2 separate regions of the Homo sapiens genome follow, and region 1 is linked to region 2. A link is a loop called in an ENCODE intact Hi-C map of the cell type or tissue named here. Cell type or tissue: Caco-2. All regions are shown on one strand. Each heading gives the region's core, and the rest is flanking DNA. Links, peaks and the distances in the headings are about the cores only. Region 1 holds the start of PLCE1-AS1 (PLCE1 antisense RNA 1). Region 2 has its middle 24 kb from the start of SLC35G1.

Region 1 (16,646 bases), core at 3,742-11,741, 360 kb before region 2:
AGGCCTGAGACTGGGTATGTTAATCAAGTGGCCTGGGTGATTCTGGAGATTTCAGCAAGTGTAGTAAACAAGGATTCTAGTCAACTCCACTTTTGAGTGAGAAAGGCTCAGAGAGATTTGCCTTGGCCAAATCACAAAGCATGGTAGCCAAGAGCCCAGGTCTCTGACCCACGATCTTATCTGATGATCTTGTCACCACTGAATAATTTTTGTCTTACAGGGTTGTAATCTTTTAAGCTATGGGTATGTCAAGGCATACAGAGCAGCGTAATGGACATTGGAGACTCAGAATGAGAGTGGGAGGGAGGTGAGGGATGAAAAACTACCTGGTGGGTATGACTTACACGACTTGGGTGACAGGTGCGCTAAAATCCCAGACTTCATCACTATACAATTCATCCATGTAACCAAAAACTACTTGTACCACTAAAGCTGTCAAAATAAAAAAATTCAAAATAAAAGAACAAGGTTGCACTCCTAACTGTGGAACAACTGGGTATCTAGGAGGTACCCAAACATATGCCTATAAATGAAGGAGCTCCAGAAAGGAGATGTCACAATGAGTTGAAGAGTCTCAGATACTTTCCAAGGACCCCGTCCTTGGAATTTGGAATGGGGCCAAGGGGAGAAGGAAGGCCAGGCAAGGTTGAGAACACTCTGAGCAATGGCCTGGCACTAGAAAGACGGCAGTGTATGTAGGTGCCTGAGGAGAGTGGGGGATGCAGGGGAGCTTGTGGGAAGATATTGGAAACTAGGTTGATGGGGTCATAAAATAAAAATACCATATCCTTTTTTTTTTCTATTAGAAGGAGAAAAAAACCCAGGACAATAGAAGTACTAAATGCAACCGAGAAATAAACCCTAAGAGAAAGCAGGTCGAAAAAATTCAACTACTTCCATAGTGTGGTGCAAAGAGCCCACCCCTGGGAGCTGACAGGAATTCTGGCTCTTGCCCTGCCACTGACCTAGCTTCTGATGGTGGGGAAGTTCCTTCCTTTCTGTGGGCCTCATACCACATGATTGTTGAGTGCCTCATTGCAATGAAGGGTTTTTTTTTTTTTTTTGCATATGGCTTGTAAGAAGGGACTTGGGATGATGAAAGGTGACATACACTGAAATTGATAATGTAGCAAAATTAAAATAAACGGCATAGCAAAATGAACAGTTTATAGTATTTTCCTCATGTGCATCAAACAAATGATTGTAAAAAGAAATATTTAGAAGGTATTATAACAATCATTCTGGCAATCCAATTTAGCTATTTTGAGACAGGAAATAAAATCAGGGAAAAAATGTAAGAAATTTCATTTTTCTAAAGAGAAAATACACTATACCTATGAAGAAATGTATGCTATGTGAACACTTTTAAAAAACAACATACTTGGAATTTTTAAAATAAGCCGAACAACCACATGCTTAGAAGCTCTATCACATGACCTCCTGATCTTCCACGATTCTCTACTGGTACAGAGACTTTATCTTTCACACAGACTTCAAATATCTTTGGGAATTTGTGCTCCTTATTTACTGAGTGCTTGAGAAGAAAAGACAAAGCCAGTGGAATGGTCCGAGTGTGGCATCCGCTGCATTTATAAAGAATAAGAGCTGCAGTGGGTGTGATTCTTGGACAGAGTGGCGCTCATCCTTGTTCCTGCAATGAAGGACATGCCAGCCTCCAGGCTCTTTGACAGGTAAAGGGTTTTACTCCATCAGAAAAAGAGTTTTGCCAGTTGCAAATAATGGTCATATTGTACTTATATGCCATGAGGTCATGGTCTGTGAAATTAAACTTAAATGGCCAGGTTCCTGCATTTCTCTGAAATCTTTGCTGGCTACTTATTGATTCATATCCTCCTCAACAGGATTTGCTAGCAGACAAGCAGTAGCAGCTGCCAAAAGTTTAAAAACAGCTTATAGGAGAAAACTTACAATTAAAATGATTTTAATATCATGAAATATATGATTTTTATCATATCATTAAATAATATGATTTTTTTTACTCTGATGTGTGAAAAGCTCACTATTACCTAACTGTGATTTTAAAAATTTAATTATTATTTTTTAGAGATGAGGTCTTGCTATATATCTTGCCCAGGCTGGGCTTGAACTCCTAGACTCAAGCATTTCTCCTGCTCAGCCTCCCTGGTAGCTGGGATTACAGGCACGCACCACTACACCCAGTTTGCCTAATTTTTAAATAGCCCAATGCCTCTGGCCCATTTGTCAGGCACTGTGTGAGACCAGGTGCTTAAGATATGCTCTGGGAGGGACCTGAGTTCAGCCCATCTTGAAAAGATGAGGGCATTTTAGTGCCTCTCTCCAGGCCAAGTCTATAAATCCTGTTTACTAACATTTAGACTGATCCTCCTATCTCAGCCACTTTCCTGTTCTCAGAAATTATATTCAAGAGAATCCTTTTTCTTAGTATGAGGAGATGAATTTTTCTGAGTTCCATGTACTTAGGGACTTTCTTGTTTGTCTTCTACCCCCTGGTGCCCCATTTGTGGGACACATAATTGAGTACCTCATTGAAAACAGCCCGAAACAAGAGAGGCCAGGCAGTATAACGGGTAAGGGCAGGACTTTGGAGACAGACAGGCTTCAGAGCCATAGGTCTACCATTCATTAATTGAAAAGGACACTGTTTTTGGAAAGTGGTTCATCAGCCTGTCCACTGTACTTCTAAAAACGGTCAATTGGGGGAAATCTCTCCTTCCACTTCAACGCCATCCTTGGTCCTTGTGGTTTGGGTGGGGCCTTGCTACCCAGCTCAGAGTGGAGAATGTGACATGGGATCCAGACCATCAGAGCACTGCATCTCCTGGCCACAGTGATTGGTAAAGGACCCAATGAGAAACAATGACACTTCTGCGGGAAGTTCTGGAAGAGACTCTTACACTGAAGCTGAAACTGGAAGCATGTAGTGCTGGCCTGCTGTAGCCGTCTCGCAACCAGAAGGGAATAAAGGGGAGAAAGCCAACATGATGGAGGCGGAATGAGAAATGAGGAAAGAGAAAGCATGTACCTTGGTTAAGCTATACCTGAAACCTGTGTGTCTTCATTTTTAAGCACATGAGTCAATAAAGTTCCCTTTACTTAGGTCAATTTCTGCCACTTTCAAACAAAAGAATCTTGACTGATATACTCTGAAACTTGGGGCAAATTACTTCATCCCTCTCAGACTTTATTTTAAAATGGAGATAATACCGCCTACCTTGTAGAATCATTATGAACGGTAAAGGAGATGTACGTAAAATAGCACAAATCCTAGTACTTAAGTATTTAATACATTTAGCAATTAGAAATTATGAGTATTATAACTTTTATAATTATTAACTATTATAAAAAGACATTGTGTGACCTGAAAAATGAATACTTTATGGTATTTTTCTTCATGAGCATCAAGGCAAATTATAATAATAAAGATATTTAGGAGGTATTATAACAATGATTTCAGCAACACAATTTAGTTATTTTGAGAGTGTTCACAATGCCCAATTAAATAAATGGCATATTTTTAACCTTTGATATCTTTAAAAGTTATAGATGATATTGCCTAATCTTACCTGGAAATTTTACTGCTTGACAATAGATTACAAGGTCAGAAAGCTCTGGTGCAATCTGTCTGCTTTCCTTTTTATTCTGATCAAGATAAAATTCTTCTCCCAGTTCCATATCATAAACCTGGTAAGGGAAAAATGATACCATTTTACATGGAAGGTATATGCTACTCACCTCTGGATTCCCAAAGCTCTTTTATCTGTCCTCCTCTGGTGTTATTACTGTATTTCCCCTTGCATGGTAATTATCCATATACATGTCCCAACAGCTTTCCTAGAGTAAAAGCTTTCTGAGGGCAGGAGGTGAGTCTAATTCATCCTCCATCTTCCCTCAGTGCATGGTCCACTGTCTTACATGTGGAATGGTCAATAAATCTTTGTTAAATAAATAGAGGATTGACTATGTATCTTCCGTGGCTCAAATTTTTGACATATCTTACAATTCCATTGTCCAACAATGTCACTGCAACTGCGTCTAAAGATTTGCTCAGAGTCTATAAACTGTGAGGCACTTGAGGATAGGGTCTGGGTATCTCATTTATCTTCCTATTCTCAGTGTCATTCCTCTGCTATCTGGCCCGTTTATCTTCTTGGTCATCCCAAATGCCTTTAAAACTTCTTGCAATTCCCTGGACATACCAGGCTGCCCTCTTGGCCCGAATGTTCTGTTTTTGTCTGTTTAGCCAAATCTTCCTTCTGAAACCTCATCTTCCCTGAGAGCCTGTCCTTGATTCTCTGATAACACAGTATAATCACTGTTCTATGCACTTACATTCAACACAGTTGACATGTCTGCCTTCATCACTAAACCACCTCTGTGCCACTTCAGTACCTGCCACACATACACCATTAGTAGGTATTGGCTGGATGAATCAGTGACTAACTTTCCACAAATGGAAGGTGGGTGTCTTTTAATATCACCAAGTGAACTTTGGCAGGTATCTAAGGGAAAGTGAGGGGAAAGGTGAAAGGGAGGGACAGGGAGCAAGTGGAATCTCATCTGAAACTGACAAGAGTACCACATGGTCAAAGTGTCATTTAACAGAAACCGTTCACCCACCTTTCCTTTGTTGCAAGCAGAGTTATCTGCTTTCTTTATCCTCTTTGGGATTTCTTCATTATATTCAAACTGAAGCTTGTCATTACATGATTTATTTTCAGGTCTGTCTTCCAGAATGTTGTCTGAAAATAAGTTAGCAGACTTCAGTGAAAACGAACCCAATGCTTCACTTAAGAGCTACATGTGCATCACTGTGAGGACATCCAGATACTTGTACTTATCTATAAGAATGAGGCTCTAACTATATAGTATGTTAACAAAATGATGGCTTGAAGCATAACTGTAAAAATTGGGTTGATGCAGTTATTTTCAATTTAATTGATTTATTTACCAGTAGTTTTTGTCACTTATATACATAATTTAAATGATTCAAAATAATCTGGCATATAGACATAATCTAAATGAAGATGCCAATTTTCATACAGATGATTGGAACTGTGCAAATATTATGGAAGATACCCCGTGTCAAGAAGCTGACAGCACACACGTTTGGGAAGGATTTAGTGGCTGAAGCACTTCTAGAAGGTACATACATGATTGACTCACTCTCACTTTGAAATGAAGCTATTTACTTCTTTTACCTTGAGAAATGCCAAAACCTAGGGGGAAAGACTTATTATTGGGTGCAATGCAAAGTCTTCACAATTATAATTAAAAAGTAAAGTTTTCATGATTGTTATTAATTTACTAAGTGATAATCATAACAGAAAATAAAATATATCTGAATATTATATCATAAGATATAATCTTATATTTTGCTCTTTTTTTGCTTTTCTATTTGGAATGACTCTAAAGGTATTAGAAGTGTATCGTGATGATGACCTTTTAAAATGAAAAACAAGAAAGCTAATTTCTCACTCAAGATTTAGTATCGCATCATCAGAGCACAAACGATTAGACCAAAAGGACCTTATACCAAATCAGGGCCATGCAGGCTGACAAGAAGTAAATGAGATAAATCATTTCATTACATTTGTATTCACAGAAGTATCACAACGTCATGCTAACCGGGCCCAAGAAATTGGAAACAGAATGCTGACATCCATGCAGTTAAAATGCCCCGTTCAAATGGCATTTACCTTCCTGACCGTTAGGAGCAGGGGAGGCAGTAAGGACATCTGCTACAGAAAAACAGAATCAGAAAGGGGTAAAGGAAGGAGAAAATTAAGACAAACACCAGATAAATTAAACAAAGGCATGAAGCAAAGCACAAATAACAGCAGCTTAGATTATAAATAAATGAAACAGGAAATGCTCTATAGATTTAATATTTTGACTGTGGAACAATGCAAGGACTAGCAGTAAACGAAATGTAAACATTATTAATGTGAATCATGCCAAGGGCTGACACATTCATGTTACATATTTTCAGTTACTGACTGCTGTAATACTCCCAATATGACTTCATTTCAAATGTACAGAAACAGATTAATTTCTTGGAATTGTGCTGTCATTGTCATAGAATATGTCTGCGTTAAGTTGTAAATTCAAATTTGTCTGCAGTGTATGTTCAAAACTAGACACAAGGTAAACAACAAGGTTGGGAGAAAAATATTAAGAATTTATTACCCAAAAGGCAGAGTTACAATTTCTCAGATAAATAACTCTCATTTGCAACTTCCTTAGCGTTTTCTTGCAATAATTCTGTGGCTAGGCATTATCTCATTTTTATAGCCCAAATGGTGTTAGATTAATTCCTTTATTTAATGGGCATGAAAACCAAGGATGAGAGATCACAGAGATAAACCGGGCACCCTGACTTTAGAGATGGGTTCCTAATCTAGGATGCCTATGAGGGTCTCAGGAAACTTGTGAAACTCTTGCAGTTGTGCAGAATTTTGAGAGCACGTTTTATTTTTCAGAGGTGATAGCTTTCATCTGATTCTCAAAAAGACCCATTATTACGAGAAGCTAGGAAACCTTTTAGGCCCCCTAAGAGGCTGGTAACGGTGCTTCCCACAGCAGGTAGATTTCTGTTCTCTATCCCTGCTGGAGAAAGTGGAGATGGTCACAACAATAATCAAAGGCATGTGGTTAGTAAGGCATCTAATAGTCACATACGGAAGCCTTAACTGGACAAGCTTCAACAAGTCACAGCATAACTACAAGGCCTGTTTGAGAATCATCCAGTCAGAGCGATCTTTCAATGAAGGGGGAAATACTCATGTAGTGGTAGTGGGCTTAAGTGGTCATACATTACAGATCTTAGTGCTGGAAGTAGAGGAAGAACATCACCAAACACTTCGCAGAACTTTTGATTACATATCTGAGGCATCTAAGGCCTAAGGTGGTGAAGACATTGCCCCAGGTATCACAGTCTACTGGAACAGAGCCTGGTGTGGTCCCCTTTTCCAATGATACTCCACCTCTGCATATGTGGATTGTTAAAAATACATGCAACTATCTTAGAAATTCAGTGGTATAGGACTAAATTTCCCAAATGAAAATAAATCAGAAAATCCTTCTCCCACCTGTTCATTTTGTTACTTGCAAATCAAAACCATCTATAATAATTTTTTGTTATTTCTTTATGTGAAATCTACAGTATAATAATAATTTCTAAAAAGGCTTTTCCTTTCTTATTCTCAGAAGTACAGAAAAAGCACAGGAGTAATTTATGAAAGAGCAAATTTGTTTTCTAGTGGACTAACTACTTATAGGGGCATATGACATCTAGATTAGTTGATTTCTTAGGTGTGATTTTTATTTCATATCTGAATCAATTAGTTCTATGGGGCATTACTGCAACTGTAATGGGGAAGAAAACCATGGGGAAGAATAAGTTAATATAAAAAATTCACATTCCCATGACTTTGCAGAGAAATTGTCTTGACTCCTTTTAATTTTTTCCCCTCTTACTATCTGATGAGATATGTCTCTCATATTAGCTCATGGGGTTTCAGGTGTAGCAAACTGGCTTTTAATTGGTGGTATGGAGCAATCAACTATTACTAAGGACAAATACTAAATGATGTAGTTTGGTATTATATTTGGGGGCAGACAGTTTGGTATTATATTTGCAGTATAACCAGTGATGGAGGCTCACAAAACTGAACTATGACTGGAGACAACTCAAATTTCTGCTGAGGAGCAGATATTTGGAGGAGGGGGCTCAGTTGTCTTAATGCATGAGACAACTTAATGGTAAATGGTTTCTGGTCTGGGCATATCTGCATATTTAGCAAAACAATTATTCTACATAGAAAGAATATATTCTACTATATAATGTTTATAGAAATAGGAACCTTGGCATTTTCTTATTATTATATTGTTGCCTTTCAGACATCACCAAAATGAAACAGTCTACTATCAGCAAAGGTACCTGAGTAAACATTCTGCAATCTCTAACAAATGTTTAATGCAAATGAAACACACTGAAAACCTAATTCTCATGTGAGAAGAATCCTTCGCTAGTAATCTGTAGTTAACATCATTCGTGTGACTTTTTGTGTTGCGTCATTAGCATTGCCTATGTTTTTTCTCTTTGGTGGGGCCAGAAGGAAAGATCTTGTTGGCTTAGTGGTATGAAAACCAGGGAGGGAGGGGAAATGAGGCTCCTCTCCTTTCTTTTCACTACTAGAATGCCAGAGCAAGAGTGTGAAACAGAGAGCACAGAGCCGTGATGCTGCCCCCTGCCGGTGGTGCAGGAGAAAGGACGCAACCTCAGTCTACGACTCCTGCCAAGATTATCAGCCACGCTAGAAACTAAAGGGTGAAAACAGGGTTTCTCTGCTGCAATTCCATCTCTTCCTCTAGAAACTTGTCGTAGGAATGACTCCCTGTAACTTCCCACACCTGCCTCTTCTTTCTGTAAGTGTTGGCTAACAGAATCCCCTCCTTCCTCGGTCCTTGCTAAGTGACTGAATTCAGAAACTCCTGGACAATATTACAACCATCCGTATTACTGGTCTTTGGCGCTCTAGACTTATTTTAGAAAGAAAAATGTGGCAAATCATCCAAGAATTTTCCTGTGCACAGCATAGGGATCTGTTTCTCTTACCATCAGAAAGGGATTCATAGTCATAATCATATTCGTCCTCCTCATCTTCCTCTTCCTCATTATTGGCAGGTCGGGGGTTGGCATTCCCACCATTATAAGCCTGCACTTGCATAGATGCTAACTGATGAGCCTGTAAAATAGCAATAATTGTAAACTGCAGATGCCAAGTTAATGAATTCATTTATAACCTTTAAAACTACCCCTGATGTTTAACACAATCGTTAAAAGTGGCTTAACCTATTTTGATACATTTGGGAGAGGAGAAAAAAATCTAGATTCCCTCGAAATGCAATGTCAACACTTGGGTGAACGTTAGCATTCCTACAGGAAGAATCCTGGAGCTTTTATAAACAATCTCCAGAAGACTGTGTGCAGTGCCCAGCTAGCCAGGTTCCCAGGACAACCCCTCCAAGAGAAAGCTTTGGTGATTTGGAGAACCAGCATCAATCCCAAGTGACTGAAGAAGTGAATCACCCATCAATTTTTCAGAAGTATGTCTCTGTTAAGAAACCATTTTTTCCCCTTCTTAAAATAATATCTACAGGCTCCTGACCTTGAGAACAATATTAGAATCCCTATGGACAAAGAGGCCAAAAGAATTGTTGTTGGTTTAAATAAAATTGTTTTCAAACGGCTTTCTGAACCATAAATCAGATTAACAAAACAGGCCTAGAAACTTTAGGAAACTTGATGTGTGCAGCCAGGGAGGTCACATACTCCGTGTTTACTGGAATTACTGTGAAGTGATAAGCATCAGTACAGGTCTGGGAACCTACCTAGCTTAAGAAAATCATCTGAAATATAGGAAACGTTACTTGCATGAACTAAATGCAGGAAACAATCTAAACGGGGTAGAGGAACGGGGTCAGTAAGCAATGGTTGTCTGCTGGAGAGAATGAGATATGAAAAAATAATTGATATATATTTATTGAACAAAGGAAGTGAACAAATTCTTTTATTCAATATTTATGCATTGAATATACTATATAGATTATATATACACACATATATAATTCTGCATGTGTATGTGTGCATACATGTGTGCTAATATATACTATATATAATGTATGTGTGTGCATACAGATAATAGCTATACATGTAAATATATACACTATATAAATATACATATAATTCTGTATTTGTTTTATATATTTAAAGTGCAATTATATAAAATGACAGTCACGAAGTCCTAGATATTAAATGTTAATATGGCAGGGGTTCTTCACTTGTTTTTGCATCACAGACTTCTCTGGTTGTCTGGTGAGACAGGATCCCTTCTCAGAATGATGTTTTAAATGCATAAAATGAAATGGTTACAAAGGAAATACTGTTGAATACAGTGATCACATGTTATAGGAACAAATTTGTGCTATTAGAATATATGTGTTTATTAACACAGTAGAAAACATAGTAGTAAGTTAATTAACATTTTTGAAAATATAAATTGAGCATAAATAATTCTTGGAGATATTAGCGACAACTGTGAAGTATAATGAAAAAGTTGCCATTTCTATTGATGACAATAGGTATTGCCTATATTACTGTAGTTTATTCCCTACATTTATGATCAGAGGAAATGCTAAATTTCAGCTAGAGGTTAGTGAAAATAAAGATGTAATTTTTTTCCATTTATATTCGTAGACTCCCTAAATTCTATTTGTGGATATTACCAAGGTTAAGAACTCGTGTAATACAGTTGTGTTTGACCCTGGAATTATGTATGTTTTAAAATAATTCTCTATTCCCTAAATTTTTGAAATGTGGTTATATTACCTTTATAATGAATATGTATACATAAGGAAGATACAATTTAGGCTGTGTCCATATCCAGATGAAATGTATTACAAAGCAGTCCATTCCAGATAACTGGACATGGTCTAGGCTGCGATTTCTCAAAGTGGGTTTTATGGAGCTCGGTGGGTGTTAATAGGTGTTATGGAAAAACTGACAATTACAGGAACCACAAGATACACTGAATGCCTGGAAGCAGCAGCTTAACCAAACCTGAACACATTCCTACTACAGGGTTTCACACAGCCTTCATTTAATACGCTAAAGGGCATCACGAGTCTTCAAAGATCTCCAGTGCAGCATTTCCCATGCTTACTTAACCAGGAAATTTTTTTCCCCTGTCTTTCTCTTCTCAGAGTCTCTCATAGGATTAGTGTTCTTCAAAACTTTGGGAAATCTGTTGTAGGCACAAGTGAGCCACAAAAGCAGGTCTGTTTATCGCTGATAAGAGAAGGGCCTTGACTCAGCGAGCACTCAAGGTAATGCCAAGTGCTGGGAATGATGACGCCAAGGGCTGGACAGACCCCACTGGCAGGGAAGCATGAGAACTGTATGGGAGAAGGACACTGCTCAAAGAACCACGAATAGCAGTGTCTGAAAGTGGAGTGCCAAGGCCCCCAAGATGCTCAAGGAGAAGCATGGGAGAGGTAGCCCAACAAACGGCCAACAGCTGGGACCCTTCTATGCAATATCCTACTTATTCTAGGGTAGAAAAATGGGACCTCAGCCCCTGAATAAAAGTAACTCGGATATAGGTTGTGGTTGGAGGTATGGGTCAGATGAGGAGACTGGCCCTCATAGGGCTAAGCAGGAGCAATGTCTTACACTTCTCTGTTTCCCCAGTACCTAGCCGCAGTGTCTGTCATTTAAGGTGAACTGAGTTTTTTGGGTTCAAATTCAGGAGAGGAATGTCAGAATCCTGGAGGATCCTGGTGGGGTATAGTTAGGAGACCTCAGGATGCATCTCAGTACAAGCCAGAGGCAGGTGGAGGGCTTCAGAAATCCTGCTCTGAGTCAATCCATCCTTGCTGAGGGTGAGTTCTTTGTATGGGAAATGACTCCGGCCTTCTATGTTAGCGGGTAGGTCTGAGCCCACTGGAGCTCTGGATCACCTGGTTTATTTGAGGTCAGATCATCACTAGGTCTAGACCCATGATCTACCAGAAAACAGAAAGGCCTTACGGATGTGACTGTGGAATCATTGCTGGTACCCCTTGGGAAGTCATCATGAAAGGTTGCAAGCAGTCTTAGAAAACTGGCAATAGGGATTATATTGTCCCATTTTTCCAAAATAAGGAACAAGTAAGTTGTGGAAATTATACTGTGGGCAGTGTCAAGGTGATAGCTGACAAAATTTCATGATGGGGTATTAATCACTTGGTTTGTGAGAACTTAGAAAATAAAGAGGTGATTTGCAAGAGTTAGAGTGGATCTACTAAGAACAAGTTTACCACACAGTGACCTCCTTAGCTGTTTTGGATAAGATAATTCACTTTATGGGAAAAACAGCAGATAAATAGTGTTTCTCAAACTTCCAGGATAATAAGAATTATTATTGTTATTATTTTTTACGCAGACACCATGGTGACTTAAGGAATTATTTTTATATAAACAGATGACCAGGCCTTTCTTCTGGAAATTCTGACTTAGTCAGTCAGATTTGTGACCTTAGAATCTGTTTTTCAAAGTGCTCCAGCGATTATTCTTATTAATGTACTCTGACTTCTGTATCACCTTTGAAAAGGGCTTCTCTAAAGACCCAAGTCTGAGACTAAGCTCTATTGCTATGAGCTGGGTGGCCTTGAGAAAGTCACACAAGTGGCCAGGTTTCAGTTTTCTATTTTATAAATAAAGAAATCAATAAAGAAGTCGAAGCACACTCTGGGAAATGCAGGCTACAAGAGAGGAGAGCACCAGACGGGGGCAATAATCATCAAATGCCAGGGGGCTTATTTAAGAAGGGCACAGGCCTCTCCATGTGGCTGGCTGACTCAAGGGCAACTTGGGATGAAGACACAGTTTGAGAAACTGCTAATAAATGTACCAGATGACAGAAACAAAATTCACAAAGAACTTTGTAGGACGTAATAATATACCAAAACCAAGAAGAGCAGAAATAGAGATAAATGTGAGGCTCCCATATACAAAAGGTTAAAATTCATTGTTAATCTGGAAAAATGGGAACGCTGGGCATAAGAACAGTCTATATGAAAATAACTGAATGCTTTTTGTTTTCTACAAGCTCAACATGAGCTCAGTGTGTGCTAAAGAATTTTTTTTTTTTTTGAGTCAGGGTCTTACTCTATGGCCCAGACTGGTATGCAGTGGCACAACATGGCTCATTGCAGCCTTGGCCTCCCAGGCTCAGGTGATCCTCCTGCCTCAGCCTCTCCAGTAGCTGGGAATACAGGCACATGCCACCATGCCCAGCTAATTTTTATATTTTGTGTAGAGATGGGGATTTGATATGTTGCCCAGGCTTGTCTTGAACTCCTAGATTCAAGCAATCGACCTGCCTCGGCCTCCCAAAGTGCTGGGATTACAGGCGTGAGCCACAGCGGCTGGCCAAGAATTTTTGAAAAGCAGACAGTCTGAGGCTGTATTAACAAAGGTTTAAAGTTCAAATTAGGGGAGGTGATGGTTTCACTGTTCTTGTGCTGTAATATACTACCTAGAATACTGATTTAGTTCTGGAAATCACATTTTCAGATTGACGAATTCAAGAATATCCACAAATTTAAGAATATCTACGATATTCTTAATGGTAAGTAAAGAGTCTTAGCAACCATATCCTGTCAGGAACAGTTGGCACAACAAGAATTTTTAGCTTGGAGAAGAAAAGCTGGTGGGGAAACACATGATAGCTTTCTAAATATAAAATTAGTCTGTACAGCTGCAGAGGGAAGAGGGAGGGCCAATGAGAAGGAGGAAAAGGAAGGAAGATTTGGGCTCAACATAAAAAAGACTTCTGTTCATTAGTGGAATGAAGGCCTTATAAGTAACTGCAAATGACTGTGCACAGAATGGAAAAGGCAAGGACATTCACATTTATCATTTATCTTGAAGACCACAGTGGTATGTGTGGTTAGCAGCTTTATCTGCTTGGCAGTGAGGACTGGGCAGGAATTGTTGGATAAAGAAAACAGCACAGATGAACAGGGCTCTAGAAGAAAAAGCACCACACTGGGTGGTCAGTCACTGATGTGGCATTTGAGGAAGGCAAGGTAGAGTATACATGCTAACATTTAAATAACTTTGTAACAAGGCCCATCAGCATAGGTGCCATGGCCTCTGAAACCCAAGCAAAAGCAAGGTCACCTGGAGCAGATTTGGAAGTGCAGATCTGGATAAAGGTAGACCTACTGGAGGTCTCCAACTGGTGGCCCTTGGGGCTGACTGCACCTCCAGACCTGACTTGTTTGGCTGGTGCAGTGTTTAAAAATAATTGAATTAGAGCTGTTCTTTGACACGGCGTGCACACTCCACTCCTGTCCTCACCACTTCCAGCTGTCCTGTATCCAGCTGGCTCCTCACACTGATGTTTCCTGCTTAGCCCCTGAAAGTGGCTGATTTTGCAACTTTTGGCCCAGAATCATGGGTGATCTTCAAATTGGGTAATGTATTACCTTCAGAGGACACAAACACTTCAAGGGAATATGCAGGTTCGGATGTTTGTAAAGAAACTGGTTTCTGTATGTTTAGCATCTGTGTGCCTGTACTCTTTGAGCCAGCCTGAGAGCAAGTCTGTAGCTGGCTAGTTTCCAAAGTGATGTTTTAGGACCAACAGTGCCCTCCTAAGTAGGACAAATAGTTTTGTCAGCTGTCATCCTGTGGGATAAGTAGGTGCAGACTGGAAAATGGACTCAGTGTTCTGTACCTGAACTTTTTCACAGACCTTTGAGCCGAGGGTCTCCTACACAGGTGGGTTTGTCGTGCTTGGGCCCAGATCTCTGTTGTCCGGATCTGGGCCCAAGCAGCATAAACTAGTGATACGCTGGGATCACAGGGCTATGGCTTTTGGGCTTCTACTACAGGCCCCATGCCAAGGGCTCCCCTAAGGGGACTCTCCCTAAAGGGGACTATAGCAGCCATTATGGGATGAACAACCCCCTAAGCTCAGTTTCAGACACAACAGTCACACTTCATCCCACTCAGAATAAATTAAATAACGGAGGTATATTCTATGTGGGAACTATTCCACAAATTAAATCTTGGGTGAGTGAGATGAGAGAATTTATTGGTCTATGGAATGAAAAGCCCAAAATCAAACTTATCATTTAAGGAAAGTCAGTCTTGAAAAACTAGTAAACCAGCAGGTCATCTGAAAGGTTAGAATGATGTTATTTTTCTTTGTTCTAGGCACACTGCCTTTTCATAACTGGTTTAACAGAGGGGAGTACCTTTTGCTTTAAGATATCCACTGGCGTCTGATGGGCTTTTAGCTTCTTGTTTTTAAGAAGAACTTTCTTTCTGAGTTGGTCAGGTGAAGGAAGCATTGGATCATCTGAGAAATCAGTCTCAAATAAGAATTTAGTCACCAGCTTTTCTCCAAACACAGTCTAAAAAGAATGAAGGAAAACATACAATCAATGCCTTTTATCTATAATTGATAAATATATGTACACTTCATAAACATAGTAGATATTTTAGACTGGTTGAATTATTTAAAAAGTCTTAGGAAGAGGAACTAGGAAAGAAGCTGTCCCCTGCTCCTGCCCCCTTCACAGTTTCTTACTGAAAGGAAGGGAGGTGTTTAGAAGGACAGGAGGAGAGGTCGAGGCCACTCTGCAGCTGGTGTCAGTTCTAACTATTTAGGAAAATATTCTGTGGTCTGATGTATTAAATAAGAAAACAGAGAATCAGTTAGAGGCTGTTGTTTGTAGAATAAGGTTAGTTTCAGATGAAGTCAAGTCAAAAGGATAAAACTTTGGAGGGGGTAGGGAGCAGGGACAAAGACATAGGTAGAATTTGCGTCCACATAGTGTAAAGAACCACAGACACAATTCTCACAAAGATTTTGAGCATGGATCTCCAAAGCAGAATGTGTGTCTGTCAAGGAGGTGGGTGGAGGGAAAGCAGACACAATGCTTATATCAACTCCATTGTTGCCCAGGCTGGTCTCGAACTCCTGAGCTCAAGCGATCCACCCGCCTCAGCCTCCCAAAGTGCTAGGATTACAGGTGTGAGCCACTGGGCCTGGCCTTGAGTTATTTTTTAATTGAAAAAAAAAATCAAAGCTTAGGCCAGGACAATATGAAAAGTTAATTAGTTTTGTTGGCATTAATATTTGGGGACATTTTGTCAGTGCCCCTCTTTCCCACTGAGAGCCTCATTTCCACAAATGCCTCTACCATTAAAGGAAGGGGGAAGTATAATGGAATATCTGCTTCTAAATCTGGGTGCATTATTGTTGTGGGAAGTCAGGGATCCCGAACGGAGGGACCAGCTGGAGCCGTGGCAGAGGAACATAAATTGTGAAGATTTCACGGACGTTTATCGTTCCCAAAATTCATACTTTTTAATTTCTTATGCCTGTCTTTACTTCAATCTCTTAATCCTGTTATCTTTGTAAGCTGAAAATGTACGTCACCTCAGGACCACTATTGTACAAATTGATTGTAAAACATGTGTGTTTGGACAATATGAAATCAGTGCACCTTGAAAATGAACAGAATAACAGCGATTTTAGGGAACAAGGGAAGACAACCATAAGGTGTGACCGCCTGCAGGGTCAGGCAAAAAGAGCCATATTTTTCTTGTTGCAGAGAGCCTATAAACAGACGTGCAAGTAGGAGAGATATTGCTAAATTCTTTTCCTAGCAAGGAATATAATATTAAGACCCTAGGAAAAGAATTGCATTCCTGGGGGGAGGTCTATAAACAGCTGCTCTGGGAATGTCTGTCCTATGCAGTTGAGATAAGGACTGAGACATGCCCTGGTCTCCTGCAGTACCTTCAGGCTTACTAGGATTGGGAAACCCCAGCCCTGGTAAATTTGAGGTCAGACCGGTTCTCTGCTCTTGAACCCTGTTTTCTGTTAATATGTTTATCAAGACAATACGTACACCGCTGAACGTAGACCCTTATCAGGAGTTTCTGATTTTGCCCTGGTCCTGTTTCCTCAGAAGCATGTGATCCTTGCTCTGCCTTTTGTCCCTTGAAGCATGTGACCTACTCCCTGTTTGTAAACCCCTTTTGAAATCCTTAATAAAACTTGCTGGGTTTGCGGCTCAGG
Region 2 (16,646 bases), core at 5,329-13,328:
CTTTCTTCAGATTAGGTTAGCATCAAAGCCCCTCTGGTGGCTTTCTTCAGAGGCTGGCAGCAGGACTCTTTTTCTCTGACTGTCGTCACTTGCCTTTTCTCATACTTAACTCTAAGAGCTTCTTTTCTTTTTCCATGCAGATGTCAGAAAGGAAAAAAAAATGTATAACAGAGGGCATCTCCCTACTGGAGGTGAGTACTCACTGGGAGTGAGATCATGCAGTGAAGTGGCTGAGAACACAGGACATAGGGGTTAGGCTGATGTGACAAAGAGGTCCTGACAAGCTACTTGTGGCTCAGCAAGACCTCAGAGAAGAGCATCCTTCACCTTGGCCCTGAGTGGCCTTTGCTTTTCCTTTCTTTAAAACAATAATAATCTCTAACACTTATTAGGGATCCGCCATTGTGCTAAGCTCTTTAACTCCATGATCTCATTTAATTCTTGCAATGTTCCTGTAAAATGGAGACTAGTAAAGCCATTTCACAGATGAGGAGACTGAAGCTCAGAAAGGTGATATTATCTGCCCAAGAGTCACCTAGCTAGTTAGAGATAGATAGAGCTAGAATTCAAACCCAGCATGGTCTGACTCCAGAACTGAAACTGTTAACCACCATGCCAGACTGTTTTTTCCAGTATAATGCACTTTTTACATGTGTACTGAAACATTATGAGGTGTTCAATAAATCCAATTTGAAAATATTCATTGGCCTGGCGTGGTGGCTCACGCCTGTAATCCCAATATTTTGGGAGGCCAAGGAAGGTGGATCATTTAAGGTCAGAAGTTCAAGACCAGCCTGGCCAACATGATGAAACCCTATATCTACTAAAAATACAAAAAGTAGCTGGGCGTGGTGGCACATGCCTGTAATCCCAGCTACCTGGGAGGCTGAGGCAGGAGAATTGCTTGAACCTGGGAGGCAGAGTTTGCAGTGAGCCGAGATCACACCACTGCACTCCAGCCTGGGCGACAGAAGAAGAGCCTGGGTGATGCAGGGGGACTCCGTCTCAAAAAAAAGAAAAAGAAAATATTCATTAGCTGGGGGGCATGGTGGTGTATGCACCTATAGTCCCAACTACTCAGGAGGCTGAGGCAGGAGGATCACTTGACCCAGAGTTTGAGGCTGTGGTGCTAGCTGTGACTTCGCCATTGCACTCCAGTCTGCAAAACAGAGTGAGACTCTGTCTCAAAAGAAAAAAAATAAAAATAAATCAGATACTTGGTGCTATCACAGTCAAGCATTTACTTAAAGTTTCAAAACCATCACTTTTCATTTGTTTTACAGGTTAAGTAAAATAATGTTATATTTAAAATTTCACCCCTGGAATTTTATCTGCATTGTAAGGTTGGTACAATTATGTTTCTGCATTGCCATATTAAGCTCAGTTAACTCAATTTGAAGCTATTTAGATTTTCTGATTTTAGTAGGATTTGTTAGGTAATTATACATCTATATCTATGCCTGTCTAGCTGTCTATCAATACACCATTTGGCTTCTAGTTCTTAGCTTACTTATTTTACTTCTACTGAAATACAGTAACATTTATAAAATTAAAAGCTAGGCCAGGCATGGTTACTCATAGCTGTAATCCCAACACTTTGGGAGGTCGAGATGGGAGAATCATTTGAGGTCAGGAGTTCAAGACCAGATTAAGCAAAATAGACCTGTCTCTGCAAAAAAATTAAAAATTAGACAGGTGTGGTGATGTGTGTCTTGGTCCTAGCTACTCTGGAGCCTGAGGCAGGAGGATCACATGAGCCCAGAAGTTTGAGGTTAAAGTGAGCTCTGATTGTACCACTGCACTCTAGCCTGAAAGACAGAGAGAGACCCTATCTGTAAAAAAAAGGCTGGGCATGGTGGCTCACGCCTGTAATCCCAGCACTTTGGGAGGCTGAGGTGGGCGGATCACAAGGTCAGGAGATCAAGACCATCCTGGCTAACACCGTGAAACCCCATCTCTACTAAAAATACAAAAAATTAGCCGGGCGTGGTGGCGGGCGCCTCTAGTTCCAGCTACTCGGGAGGCTGAGGCAGGAGAATGGCATCAACCCGGGAGGCGGAGCTTGCAGTGAGCTGAGATTGTGCTACCGCACTCCAGCCTGGGCGACAGAGCAAGACTCTGTCTCAAAAAAAAAAAAAAAAAAAAAAAGTAAAAATAAAAGGTAAACCATAAGCACTCAAACTTTATAAAAACTCTCTTATAAGTATAAGGGGTCAGACAGGCAGGACACCAAAATTATAAGAGCTAAAATTATATATAATATAATATAATCATGGCAAAGCAGCTTGTATGTTCTCTTGCTATTGTACAGTTTGTCATTACGATGTCATGAGCACCTGCACAAAGCAGATGGACCTGAACATTATCCAACATTTCCTGCAGGGCAGCCCCCGGGGCTGTGAGAGCATGCTTATTTTAACAATTTGTTGTGAGTGGTCCTGAAAAGTTCCTGAATTTTTTGAATAGTTTAGAACTACAACCTTCATAATCAGTTTACAGGAAGTTCGAATAATTGCTCTAAGATGGCAGAAGTTTCACTCCACATTGTTTACCAATATGATTTAATCTGGCCGTTTAAATTAACATATTGATGGTCTGAAATATATATACATGTTGTTTTTACTATTGTTTTCAAATGAATGAGGTATGTCTTTATCTTCTGACATGAAAAATTTTCGTGATATACTGTCTAGTGGGACAGAAGTTTCGGGACAGAATGTACCATATGATTCCATTTTGTAAAAATTAATCAATCAATTAAACAAACAAATCTATATGTATCTATCGAAAAGAGAATCCAGCTAGGCATGGTGGTGTACATGTGTAGTCCCAGGTACTTAGGATGCTGAGGCAGGAGGATAGCTTGAGCCCAGGAGTTCAACGCTGCAGTAAGTTCATACTACTGCAGTCCACTCTGGACTACAGAAGGAGAGCTCGTCTCTAAAAAAATGGGAAAAAAAAGAGGAGAAAAATAAAAGAAGAATCCACTCTACTACTTAAAGGTCAGGGGAATTGAGCCTTCCATTTATATTTTACATTTCTGTGTTGCTAATTTTTTAACTATATGGAAGTTTATTAATGATGCAATCCCTGATTTAAGATACAAGAAATGCATCAGAAATCCAGATGTCAATGTCCTATACAGATTCTTGCTTTGAAAATATGTTCTGAGAGCAATGTGATTGCAGTCCTTGGAAAATCTTCTCTGACTGTTGCTGCAACTTTACTTATTTATTTTAAATCTGTACATATTTAATGCATACAGCTTGATGAGTTTGGAGATAAGTATACATCCATGAAACCATTTCCACAATCTATGCCATAAACATATCAATTACCTCCAAAAGTTTCCTCCCACCCTCATTATAATTTGTGTTAAGAACACTTGACATTGATCTACCATCTTAGCAAATTTTTAAGTATAAAATGCAATATTATTAACTCTAGGCACTATGTTGTACAGATGTCTAGGACCTATTCATGTTGCATAACTGAAATTTTTTGTGCCCTTTGACCAATAGTTCCCCATCTTCCTTTGCCATATGGCCCTGGCAACCACCATTCTACTTTCTGATTCTACGAGTTTGACTATACCTGATACCTCATATAATTGGTATCATGTAGTATTTGTCCTTCTGTGTTAGGCTTATTTCACTTAGCATAATGTGCTCCAGGTTCATTCATGTTGTCGCAAATGGCAAGATTCTTTCTCTTTTAAGTCTAAATAATATTCCACTGTATGTATATATACACCACATTTTCTTTATCCATTTGTCCTTTGGAAATTTAGGTTGCTTGCACGTCTTGGCTATTGTGAATAATGCCGCAGTGAACACAGGAGTGAAGATATCTCTTCAGTATACTGATTTTGATTCCTTTGGATATATGCCCAGAAGTGGGATTTTTTAATCATATTATATTTTTAATTTTTCAAGAAACTTCCAAACTGTTTTCCACTGTGGCTACACCAATTTACGTTTCCACCAACAGTGTAGAAGGATTCCCTTTTCTTTACTTTCTCGCTTGTTGAATTTTTAAAGTATCACCTTTGAAAGATAAATACAGTATTTTTTAAAACAAAAATATTTCTCCAGGCATGGTGGCTCACGCCTGTAATTCCAGCATTTTGGGAAGATGAGGCAGATGGATCGCTTGAGCCCAGGAGTTCGAGACCAACCTGGCCAACATGGTGAGACCCTATCTCTACAAAAAATACAAAAATTAGCTGGGCTGGTGTCATGCTCCTGTGGTCCTAACTACTCGGGAAGCCGAGATGGGAGGATCACCTGAGCTTGGGAAGTTGACACTGCAGTGAGCTGAGATCAAGCCCCTCCACTCCAGCCTGGGTGACAGAGTGAGAACCTGTCTCAAAAAAAGAAAAAAAAATCAAGAAACGCAAGCCACTGGTTTCCACAGCAAGTCTTGACCATAGCTCCACACCACAAGGGGGTGCTGTGGGATTCTGAATGAGTCACATCACTGGCACCTCAGTTTCCCCTCTGTAAAACGAGGATAACACCCCCCTCACCGGGAGGTGGCGGAGCTGAAAAGATGTGGCTGTGAAAGCGAGTGGGTCTGAGTGGGTTCTGGGAGACTGCCTTTAATTTTCCTAAATTTGAATGGGGGTTGGGATAAGGTGAGACCAAAGAATCCCTGTTCTGGTCGATTATGTTTCTAAAACTAGAACTAAGAATTCAGTGCTTAGCTTCCTCCTCTGACCTAAGTCTCTTCTCACACTCCTATTCAAAGTGCTGGGGTGGAAGGAAGCTTGAAGTCACCCTGTCCTCAAAGAATCTGACAAAAGTTATGCACCTGAATCCCAGAAAACTGCATGGAAAGCTGAATTTTAAATATAATTCCTGGAGATTCCCAGGCCCACGTGAAGGATCCTTCATTGATTTAATTCAGGCACCTTATTTTACCCAGGAGAACAAAATTTAGAAATTAAGGCCACTGAACCTGGCTGTTAATGGCTCACAGATTCCCCATCCCCAAGAATTGCTCTGGGTATAAGACCCACCTACAATGCAGTGGTGTGATTTATGCTCCTGAAAGCACATCCTCTGCCAGGTGCAGTGGCTCAAGCCTGTAATCCCAGCACTTTGGGAGGCCCATGAGGGTGGATCACCTGAGCTCAGGAATTCGAGACTGACCTGGGCAACATGGCAAAACCCCATCTCTACAAAAAATTTAAAAAGTAGCCTGGTGTGGTGGCAGCTACTTAGGAGGCTGAGGTGGGAGGATTGCTTGAGCCCTGAAGGCAGAGGTTGCAGTGAGCTGAGATTGTGCTACTGCACTCCAGCCTGGGTGACAAAGTGAGACCCCGTCTCAATACATACATAAATTTAAAAAAGTGCATCCTTGCTTGCCTCTTTCCCCCTCCCTGGTCTGTTTTCCTCATGAGCTTTTCCTGAAGAGCATATGCCCAGTAAATCACACACACCTCAACCTCTGTCTGGGGCTCTCCTAGGGAATCTGACCTCATACTAGTACCAAGTGTCACTGGCATCATTTTATAGATTCCAGACATTGATAACATGTGATGACAATACACTGATAAGATATCTAACTGCTCTCTTCACTTTATAAAATCATGCTTGGGACCTCAGAGATCATTTAGTCATCTTAGAGGTGAGGACATGTATTATATATATGTAGATATATACTTTATATTATTTATATATTTATTCTCCTGCTTTTTCCACTTAATATCATAACATGACGATTTCTCTTTACTTCTTTTTTTGTGGCTCCATTTGGTAAGCTTTGTAAAAAGAACTTGTATTTGGGGCCGGGTGTGGTGGCTCACACCTGTAATCCCAGCCCTTTGGGAGGCTGAGGTGGGCAGATCACCTGAGGTCATGAGTTCAAGACCAGCTTGGCCAACATGGTGAAACCCCGTCTCTACCAAAAATACAAAAAAATTAGCCGGACATCATGGTGGGCACTTGTAATCCCAGCTACTCGGGAGAATGAGGCAGGAGAATCGCTTGAACCCGGGGGGCAGAGGTTGCAGTGAGCTGAGATGGTGCCACTGCACTCCAGCCTGGGTGACAGAGCGAGACTCCATCACAAAACAAAACAAAACAAAACAAAAACAAAAACAAAAAACTTTTAAGTTCAGGGGTACATGTGCAGATTTGTTATATAGGTAAACCTGTGTCTTGGGAGTTTGTTGTACAGATTATTTCATCACACAGGTGTTAAGCCTAGTACCCATTAGTTATTTTTCCTGATCCTTTCCCTTCTCCTACCCTCTACCCTCTGGAAGGCTCCAGTGTCCACTGTTCCTCCTCTATGTGTCCATGTGTTCTCAACATTTAGCTCCCACTTATAAGTGAGAACGTGTGGTATTTGGTTTTCTCTTCCTGTGTTAGTTTGCTAAGGATAACGAGCTCAAGCTCCATTCATGTTCCTGCAAAGGACATGATCTTGTTTTTTTATAGCTGTATAGTATTCCATGGTGTATATGTAGCACATTTTCCTGACACAGTCCACTATTGATGGGCATTTAGGCTGATTCCATGTCTTTGCTGTGAATAGTGCTGCAATGAACATATGTGTGCATGTCTTTATGATAGAACGATTTCTATTCCTTTGGATTTCCCTTTACTTCTGTCTTTATAAAGATACTTGTGAAAAGATGCATAATATTCTAATCTATGAAGGTAGCTTTTTTAAACCTAATATACTCAAATGGAATAGTTATTTGTATTTTTATTATTATAAATTATAAAAGGGAATGTCTTTATGTAAATATTTGTTTCTGTGTTTCAGGGGTTTTTTCCCTTAGGAAAAATCTTCTAGAAATAGTTACTGGGCCACAGGGTATGATATGTATTGCAAATTTTTCAAAAAATTTTTACCAACTTAACATTCCCAACCACAATGCTGTCTGGCAATTTGAACCCTCTTGCCAATATCAAGTGTTATTTTTATAAAAACAAACCCCAAACTCTGACTTAAAGTGAAAAGAACTCACTGCTCCATTAATTTATCTTTATTTACAGTAAAGTTGATTTTTTCATATATTTATTAGCCATTTATTTTTCCTGTTTGGGGGCGTTTTCCCCCTTGTGTAGGGCTTTACTAATGAATTTGTACAGTTTTTGACAGCCACTCTGAAAAAATATTATACTAGTTGTGGACTTTGTTACTAAGCCCTTGATTTAGAGATATTTATGCTATAATTTCTCCAGAGCAACATTTTTTACCTGTTCTGTGGCAAAGTGTATGGGGAAAGATTTGAGTCTGGAGAAATTCCATTAGTAATTAACACTCAACCAAATTTACCTCCCTCGCTACAGGCAAGACGGAATGTCTTTAAGAGAGGATTTCTAAACATAAAATGTAATGTGATAATTAAACAAAATATTTAAAGTGGAATGGAGGCAGAAATGAAAACAACCAGAAAACACTTACATATTTATGAAAAAACACAAAGTGGGCAGATGACATTGTTCAAAATGCTAGGGTTAGGGCAATGTAACCCATGTGCCTCGAAGATACTAACAAATTCAGACATCCCTAATGTTAGGTTTGTCTTAGGATTTCAACTTGTGGTTTTAAAAATGTTTCTCATTTGGTTGTTTTCTTATTTCAGAAATAAAGTTGACACTAAGAAAAATCCAATTGGATAGATAATCAACACTGCAAGTCAAGCAAGTGTTTTAGCCTCCTTCTCAGTGCAGTGTTATCATTTATCTGTTTTCATGATTAAAAAAATTAAGTGCTGACAGTTTTTCAAGAGACAAGATTAAATTCTGTACTGAAATTCTTCAAGCTTGAGCTCTAGCCAGAGGTGAACTTTATTTTGGAAAATCTGAGAAAATAAGCTCCATTAATTCTGAGGTGTGGAAAGAAAGATCTTGAAATACCCCTCACTTCTCCAGACACATTATTTAACCTAGCACATTCCTTACAGCAGCTGTTCCAAATCTTTTCCACTTTCCCCAAACCCTCCTAAGCCGTATGGAGAAGGCAGATGCTGGGTGACCTTCCTTGTCCAAGCTCCTCCCATCTCCAAATGCCCCCATGTCTACTCCCACTGAATCATAAATTCTTTTAGGACAGCCCACTGTCTTTCCTTTACACTCCCCTTCTCCTAGTCCAAAACGGAGTGCCCTGTTCATAAGAATGGTTCACTAAGAGTTTAAAAAGGAATGATTGGGGCAAAATCAACTTAAACAACATGGATCCTAGATTTTGCTGGTAGTCAGACCCTGACTAGAGTCAGTTTCCTTGGAATAATGAACTAAGGCAGGAACACAGCAGAGTGCCCCATACAGGCCTAAGTTAGAACCTGGTCCTACCACTCATTAACTGGGTGATCCGGGACAAATTAACCTCTCAACCCCACTCCCCCTCATTCTTCAGATACTTCATCTCAAAAAATGAGGAACATAGAAATTCCTGGCTCTTAGAGCTCTTAGGAGGATTAAATCAGAGAATGGAGTTGGTGCAGAATGTACCAGTTAATAAGCGCTCAAAATAGCTGTAATACATGTTGTCATATATCTTCAATATATCAAACCTCTGAATAATTTGCCAGGTTTGCAAACTGTTTTCCTAATCTCTTTCTGCCTTATGCAGGCAAACCTCAGTTTAAAAAAAGGAAAGAGGGTGTTGAAGGAGAGCTGATGGGAATTGTTTCTCAGCTCCTTCACCCTGATTTTAGAACTTTGATCTACCTCTGAAGCCAGGAAAACCTGCACCTCCCCCACTCCAGGATGGAGGACAGAACACATGACCTCTGCTTTACTTCGCCATCGGCTCTATGTACCGCGACTCCCTCTCCGATTCTAGTAGTCCCTAGCTCAGTGCCTGGCGTAGGGTGGCGCGCAACAGTCTGCACAGTTGAGTTGCTTAAATCCCCACGTCCCTTCTCACGAATGGACTCTGGGCAGAGTTGCTTACTTCTGTACCTGCCTGCTTGCATCTTAGAGATCATTTTTGTTCTGCAGACTCTAAAGCTCTTCCTCTGATTCCTATCAGAGCATAACTCAATCACAAAGATTTCAGGGCGGACTATTCCATATGCATTGATTATTTGTCGGTTCACTTAGTAAACATTTATTCAATGCCTACTGTGCTTTTTAAAAAAAGAAGAGCACATGTTTAGCTATAGAAGAACTTGTTTGCTTTTTTCCCCCTCAGATCCTTTAAACTCCGGTGAGGTTACCTTTCTCTTTTTGAGGCTTTAAAATAATGTCTGACTATAGTGACATCTACTGGTAAAACTGAGCTCTAAGCCAAGGGAATCATAAGCACCTAGCCTGTTATTTTGACAGTTCTTTTTTCCCTAAGTGTGGTCCAGGCGGATGTCCAAATCAACATTCTTTGATAATAAGAACTACTAAACCACTTCATTAAAGTCACTTTCCTGCTAATGATTTCTGAATCTTAAAAGCTGTTCTGTTTAAAATACTACCGCTATCCTTGCTGAAAAATCACAGACCAAGATGCCAGGCAGCCTTTTGAAAGGACCATACTTAAGAAAGTGCACAGAACCTTAGAAAGATATTGCATTAAAGTAACTCATATTGAATTGAATGGCTGCAAGCCCTGGCTAACACAGCATTGCTATGAACTGATGGATTCCAGGACATTTCAGTTCACGAATGAATTATTATTTAAAAGTTAATTTGTATGCCATGTGGCAGATACGATAACAAAGAGATGAGGTCACCGGATTCTTCTATTAAAGAAGTCATTGGTCAGGTTTAGGATTTTATTTTACACATAATGAAGTATTCAGTTGTTAAATTCTCAAGGTATCCATCAACAGGACATTTAACACAACATAAATACTGTGCATTTGCTGAAAAGAAAAGCAGGAAGGAATAAGAAATAATGCTTTTATAATATTAGTAAATTATATTTTCTAAAATGGAAAAATAAAGCTTTTTTAAGAATAGATTTTTAATTACCTTGAATTCTGGGAGAGAAACAACTATATAATTCTCCAGTAATTTGTTGCTAGCTTGCAAAATGTTAACTACGTCTGCTGGTGCCAATGAGTTTTATCAATCAAGATGCGTTTGGCTAGATGTCCTCATGGCAGCAAGAGGCTGAAGCAGCTCTAGCACCACCTCCTTACACAAACAGAAAACACTCTTCAGAAGCCTCATTGTGAGAACAAGCAACTCTTTCCCAGAGGTGTTGCCTGCAGACTGCCTCTCACGTATCATTGGTCAGAACTGGTTACTTTGCCCCTTTCTAAGCCAATCACTGGCAAGAGGATTGGAATGTTTGGTTTAGAGACTAATTGAAATTCACCCCTACCTTAGCCCCTCCTCTGGGTTTGGGTTGGGTGCACTTTCATCAGCGCGTGGCACGAGAACTTAAAACTGGGGAGATTCAAGCAAGGAAAAAGGGAGGAGGTTGAATTTGGGTAAGGAAACAATGGTGTCTACTACAATCAAGAGGTGAATGTGTGGGGAGGATAATGAGGCAGATGTGGGTCTCTAGAAATCTGCGTCGGATGGGAAGAACGAGGGTGCCAACCCAAGAGAAATGCTGGAGCGAGAGAAATGTTTGTTTGATTTTGTTTGGTGTGAATATAGAAGAGATCTGAACATATCTATAAGCAGAAGAGGGGTCAGTAGAAATGAAGAGTTTGAGAACTCAGAAAAACAAGTTCCCGGAGCAGATGAGAAAGAATGGAATCTCCAGTCAGGTACCAGACTTTGGGATTTGGAAGACCAAATTTCAAAAAAATGGCTGAGTCCATCAGAAAATTGCCAACTTTTAATTTCTTTGATCAGGGGCTTTAAAAAAAAAGTTAACAATTCTTAATTAAAGTTACTTTCGATTACAATTAATTGAAGGTAATCACAATTAATTTCCATTTATTTATCAGTTTCTGGATTTTAAACATTTTTCTTGTTAACTTTCTCCAGTTTTTTTTTTTTGGCTATCAATTACGTTATTGTGAAAATCTGAATAAGGTTGGCATAATAGATGATAGCACTGTATTGATGTTAATGTTCTGATTTTGCACATTTTACTATGCTTATTGAGAGAATGTCCTTTTAAAGGAAATATACACTGCAGGACTGTAGAAGTGCGATGGTCAATTTTATGTGTCAATGTGGCTAGGCTAACGGCACCCAGTGGTTTGGTCAAACACCAAAATAGATGTTGCTGGAAAGGTATTTTTTAGATGTGATTAACATTTAACTCAGTAGACTTTGAGTAAAGCAGATGGCCCTCCGTAATGTGAGTGGGCTTCATCCAATCAATTGAAGACTTTAAGAACAAAGACTGAGGTTTCCGAAAGAAGGAATTCTCCTCAAAGTTGCAACATAGAAACCCTGCTTGAATTTCCAGCCTGCTGCTCTATGGAATTCAGACTCAAGATTGCAATATTGACTTTTACCTTAATTTTCCAGCCTGCTAGGCTGCCCTATGGATTTCCGACCTGCCAACACACACAATCCCATAAGCCAATTTCATAAAATATATGTCTACTTTCCTTCTTCTCCTCCTCCCTGTACGTTCTTCTTTCTCTTTCATCCATTCATATATATATATTTTATATATATATATTTTATATATATTTTATATATATACATGTTATATATATATTTTATATATATACTTTATATATATATTTTATATATATACTTTATATATATATTTTATATATATACTTTATATATATATTTTATATATATATATATATATATATATATATATATATATATATATATGGAGAACTGTGACCCCCGACTATACAGGGGTAAATGGCTTCATGTTTTCAACTTACTCTCAAATATTAACTCTAGGGGAATCTGGGTAATGGGAATTCTTTGTACAATTCTTGCAGTGTTTCTGTAATTCTGTAATTCTGAAATTATGTCAAATTAATTATGTCAAATTAAAATTATGTCAAATTATGTCAAAATAAAAAGTTAACAGCAACATTTATTTGAAAGCCAGTTTGGAACATAGCTTTTCTCTTATATATAAGCATATAAACTTGGCTACATTCCTGAGGTAGCTGACAAAGTCCAATTTAACACATAATGTAGCTGAAATACTGTGCCCTCCCACAGGGATTAAATAGGAAGAAAGCAAGACCGTTTTAACGGTGATTCAACCAGAAGGGAAAACACTGAGATTGAGTAACAAATTTTAATTCATCTTTACTTGGGTGGAAAAACGATTGCACAGTTTAATATTCAACTGCCAATGTGGAAAATGGGGGAAAAAAACAACAGCTGGTGGGTTGAGGAAAGAATGGTTGATAAAGAAGAAACAAGTGCTTGGGTGTACCTAGAGAGGAAGGGAGGAGAGTTTTAAGGGAGGTTTTGTTTGATTTGGTTTGATCTGAAGAAATTTGAGCATATTTATACACAGAGGATGGAGCTAGGGTTGAGTGAATAGTTGAAATAATATCAGAGAGAAACAAATGGGATCTTAAGCAAGCAGTGTTTTTTAAAATTTTATATACCATCAATTTGTTTTAATAGTAAAACTGGAGGACCAATATAAAGTTGTTGACTTTTATATTTGCCAAGTGAAGACTTTAAACACACACACACACAGCCACCCAAACAATGACTATCCACTATTACCATAATTTCATAAAGGGTAAACACTAATACATAAAGGCAAAATGTAAACACTTACTAGATTTAGCATGGTGTTCTTATTTCACTGAGGACTGTTTTATGGACTCTGGCTTTTTAAGTTAGTCTTGGCTGAGCATCTATAAGCACCTGTGTCTATCCTGGTAACCTGTGTGAAGCCTGCTGAAGAGGGATGTTCTCAAACACACACTTTGGATGGTGGTACATCCTCATCTCCTCCATTGTGGCTTTGGTTCTTCCGAGGGCTTGCTTCCCCTTACCTCCATAGGTGATCCAGGTAAGCCCTGACCTTGGCTCTAGGTTCCGGTTCCTCCTCCTCCAAGGGCAACCTTACAAGTGGAACTGTGGCACTCACCTCCACTGGCTTTACTGAAATTGCATGTTTATCTTCGAAGTTTTTGAATACTTTTTATCACCAATTCTGCCCTTTGTTAATGTTCAAACCCACTTATCTCTTTCTGGTTAGTGGAGCTTTACTTGTGTTTTCGCCTTGCTCATCACCTCACCATTGCTTCTCATAGAATTTTTTGGCTGGAGAAATGTATTAGCACTTGTTTCTGTTTCTCTAATTCATGTTAGATGCCTCTTACCTTAACAGGGAACAGCTGGTTTGGCTACACACCTTACTGGTGAGATTAGTGCCATTCCCCTGTGCTTTGTTTAGGACCTTTCCTGATCCACAACCTTTAGGGTAAAACTCCAAGGCAATTCATGTCCTCTTACCTGTAAATGAAAAGCATGAGATCAATTAGAAAGTGTTTGCTTTGGGTCAGACAGACTGTGTGTGTTGTGTGCTTTGTCCTCTGTCCTTTTTAGCAATGTGACTTCACACAAGTTTCTTAAACTCGCTAAGTCGTCTTTCTCATTTGTAACATAGAGAAAATAAGAATCTCAAAAGGCTTTTCCAGGGATCAAATGAGAGAAATATGTAAGGAGCTTTGACATGTGCTGGCACATGGCAGGGCTCAAGAAATAGTGCCTGCTGTTATAACCCTCCTTTCTTCCTAGCACTTTCTAGAACTATGCTGTCAAACATGCTAACTACTAGTGTCACTGAAACACCAGGGGTTCGGTCTAGGTCCTGCTGCTTGCTGCACGGAAAGGCAATGACTGAGACAATGAGTATTGCCAAGGAAAAAGGCTTTAATTGGGAGCTGCACCCAAGGAGATGGGGGTTCAGTCTCAAATTCATCTCTCTTACTGATTAAAATTAGGGGTTTATATAGCAGGGAAGACATGTTACTATGTCTGAGAAAACAGGAACTCGAGAGGCGTAAGGAAGCAATCATGATGAATGAGGGGCCTGGCGTTTCATTGTGTGGATGCAATGACGTGGTTTCAGTTCTTTGATACTTCGTGAGAGGCCTGGGGATCCTTTCCTGAGGAAGGAACTCAGATACAAACAAGGGTCAATTTCTATGTTTATCCAAAAACAACTGTCTATGGGACTGTTAGTCGGTGTCACTAGCTAGTGGAGATGGTTGCCACAAATTCCACCTGTAGTTGCTCTTGGGAGGAGGAGGAACCAAAGCCTGGAGCCAGGTCAGGGCTGACCTGAATCACCTATACAGACAAGGGGAAAAGAACTCTCGGAAGAACCAATGTCATGATGGAGGAGATGGGGATGTACAACCATCCGAAACAACTTACAGCTCTAAGTTTCAAGCTTTAAGACTAGAAGGGCCAATTTCTACATTTATCCAAAAACAACTGTCTATGGGACTATTAGGTCATTTCACTAGCCACATGTACCCACTGAGCATCTGAAATATGGCTGGTCTCAGTTGATATGTGCAGTAACTATAAAACACACATTAGATTTTGAGGCATGGTATGATGGAAAGAATGTATCTCACTAATAATTTTTTATATTGATAACATGTTGAAACAGTAATATTTTGGATGTATTGGGTTAAATAAAATATATTATTAAAATCAATTTCACTTGTCTGTTTACATTATTTAATATGGCTTCCAGAAAACTAAAAATTATATGTGTAGCCTGCAGTGTAATTCTACTGGACGGTGTTATTTTAGAATCCTGATTTTTGTCTGTGAAATAGGTTGACAAATTGATGTATGGGATCTTTCTTCAGAGATCACTCCTGGATATGACCCCATCGTCCACCTGACATCCCTGCAGAGGATGGCATGTTGACTTTATGACTTCTTTGGCCTTAAACATCTGCTTTGTACTGTTTCTTGCTTTTCTCATGCACTTAGAAGATTAAAGATCTTAATAAGATAGAGAGATGTCATCTGAAAAAGGTTGGCCAGATAGCCCATCATATCCCCAAGGGTCGAGTCATGAAGAGATGGGAAATCTGCTTGTTAGCATATAGGTGGCAAATATTGGGTATTAATTAAGATTAATAATTAATACTTGCATTTGGGTACAAGTAAGAGAAACACTGTTTTTTGGGGGGTTTTTTTTGTTTTGTTTTGTTTGTTTGAGACAGAGTCTGGCTCTGTCACCCAGGCTGGAATGCAGTGGTGCCATCTTGGCTCACTGCAACCTCTGCCTCCTGAGTTCAAGCGAGTCTCCTGCCTCAGCTTCTCGAATAGCTGGGACTACAAGGTATGACCACAATGCCCGGCTAATTTTTTGTCTTTTTAGTAGAGACGGGGTTTTGCTATGTTGCCCAAGCTGGTCTCCTAAGCTCAGGCAATCAGCCTGCCTTCGCCTCCCAAAGTGCTAGGATTACAGGCGTGAGCCACTGCGCCCGGCCCAGAAACAAATTCTAACTTAATCACAAGTAGGGAACTAATTGGAAGGATAGTGGGGATCTCACAGACTTGATGGAAGAGCTGGACAACTGGGCATCAGGAGGGACAGGACCCAGTCTGTCTACAGGATTTCTACAGCCGGCACCCACGGCCCTTCTCTCTGGGCACTGCCACTGGACAGCTCCTTCTGCGCTTGAGACCCTGCTCATGATTCAAATTACAGAGAGAGATAAACCTGACTTGGCTGAGCTCAGGTCATGGGCCTGCCCACTTCCTAGGCCATTGGGGGTAGGATTCTGAATTGCCAGCTCCACCAAAACTAGAGACTTAGATTTCAGCAGTTCCCCAAAGGAAGGGGGTTATGGCAGAAACAATGCTTTAGGTTCACCAAATTCTGTTGCTATTGTTCTTTTCCTCTTCCTGAGCACAAAGGAAGACTTATTTCCTACCCTCCTTTTAAGTTAGGTTACAGCCAATGGCATTTGGGTAGAAACGATGTTCTCCGTCAAGACTGTTGATGTAAAATGTTGGTAAACTTGGAGGCTACCTGTATAAGAAGTCAGGATCATCAGGGGGAAGGAGCCTGGAGCCTAATCACCACTCAAAGGAGAGATACTGTAGAGACCTTGCAACTTACATCAGACTGTGAGGGAATCGAGATATAAAACTTTATTTTTTAAGACTCTTGAGATTTGGGGTGTTGTCTGTTATAGCAGCCAGCATAATTACTCTAATACAGGGATATTATTTTAGAAGAAAGGGGATGAGGGAAGCTGGGAATACATTCTATCTCTCTAGGAAGAGCAACAATAACCAAAAACATAGAGTCTTATTTGTGAAACGATACAAATTTTATTAATATACAACGGGAAATTTGACAGTTTAGGGAATCAGGTACTCAATCTTTTGATTCTCTTCTGCACTTATGGTATATGAGAAGCCAGATTATAATCACATAGTTATTTGATAACACAAATATACAAAGAACAAGGAGTGCTGATTTTGTAATGCAGTGTTCAGGGACATGAAGACTTGACTGTGTACTCATTGGGCCATGTTTCTTAAAATGAAGTTCAAGAGTCCCTCAAACCAGAGGTACATAAAGCCCAGGATAAATATGACACATCTGCCTAGGGTACCAAAGATTTGGGGAATAAAAAGCTAAATAACTGAATTGGTAATTTAAAAAAAAAAATTTACACTAAAACACACAGATATATTATTAATTAGGATGCAAAAAATTGCATGGATTTTTTTTTTTTAAAGCATGAAGCCTCCAAGAGGATTTGAGCTTGAAGTGGGCAGCTTTAGGCTTAGGGTAAG

Evidence for each region. Hi-C counts contacts between places; a loop is a spot of excess contacts. Peaks named below come from ENCODE experiments on the same cell type or tissue, not always from the same donor. Only the 100,000 strongest peaks of a DNase experiment are listed, where the experiment ranks them.
Region 1: a loop joins it to region 2, with 3 times the contacts of the local background. A loop is called at or near these places in 2 of 110 quality-filtered maps.

What each region holds. Positions count from the first base shown.
Region 1 is chr10:94,271,886-94,288,531 of GRCh38, reverse strand. It overlaps PLCE1 (phospholipase C epsilon 1), which reads right to left. Exons shown (of 33, transcript NM_016341.4): 19 at 14,812-14,970; 20 at 8,621-8,750; 21 at 4,621-4,742; 22 at 3,567-3,684. PLCE1-AS1 (PLCE1 antisense RNA 1) reads left to right here and starts at 1,462. Exons shown (of 4, transcript NR_033969.1): 1 at 1,462-1,691; 2 at 5,046-5,145; 3 at 7,903-7,938; 4 at 8,201-9,242. In Caco-2, for the core only: a CTCF peak has its summit at 8,255 (motif pointing left); a DNase peak (open chromatin) is centred at 8,241.
Region 2 is chr10:93,909,340-93,925,985 of GRCh38, reverse strand. It overlaps a transcript of SLC35G1 not described here. Among named protein-coding and RNA genes, the nearest start is that of SLC35G1, 24 kb to the right of the region's middle. In Caco-2, for the core only: a CTCF peak has its summit at 9,245 (motif pointing left); no DNase peak of the experiment used is centred there.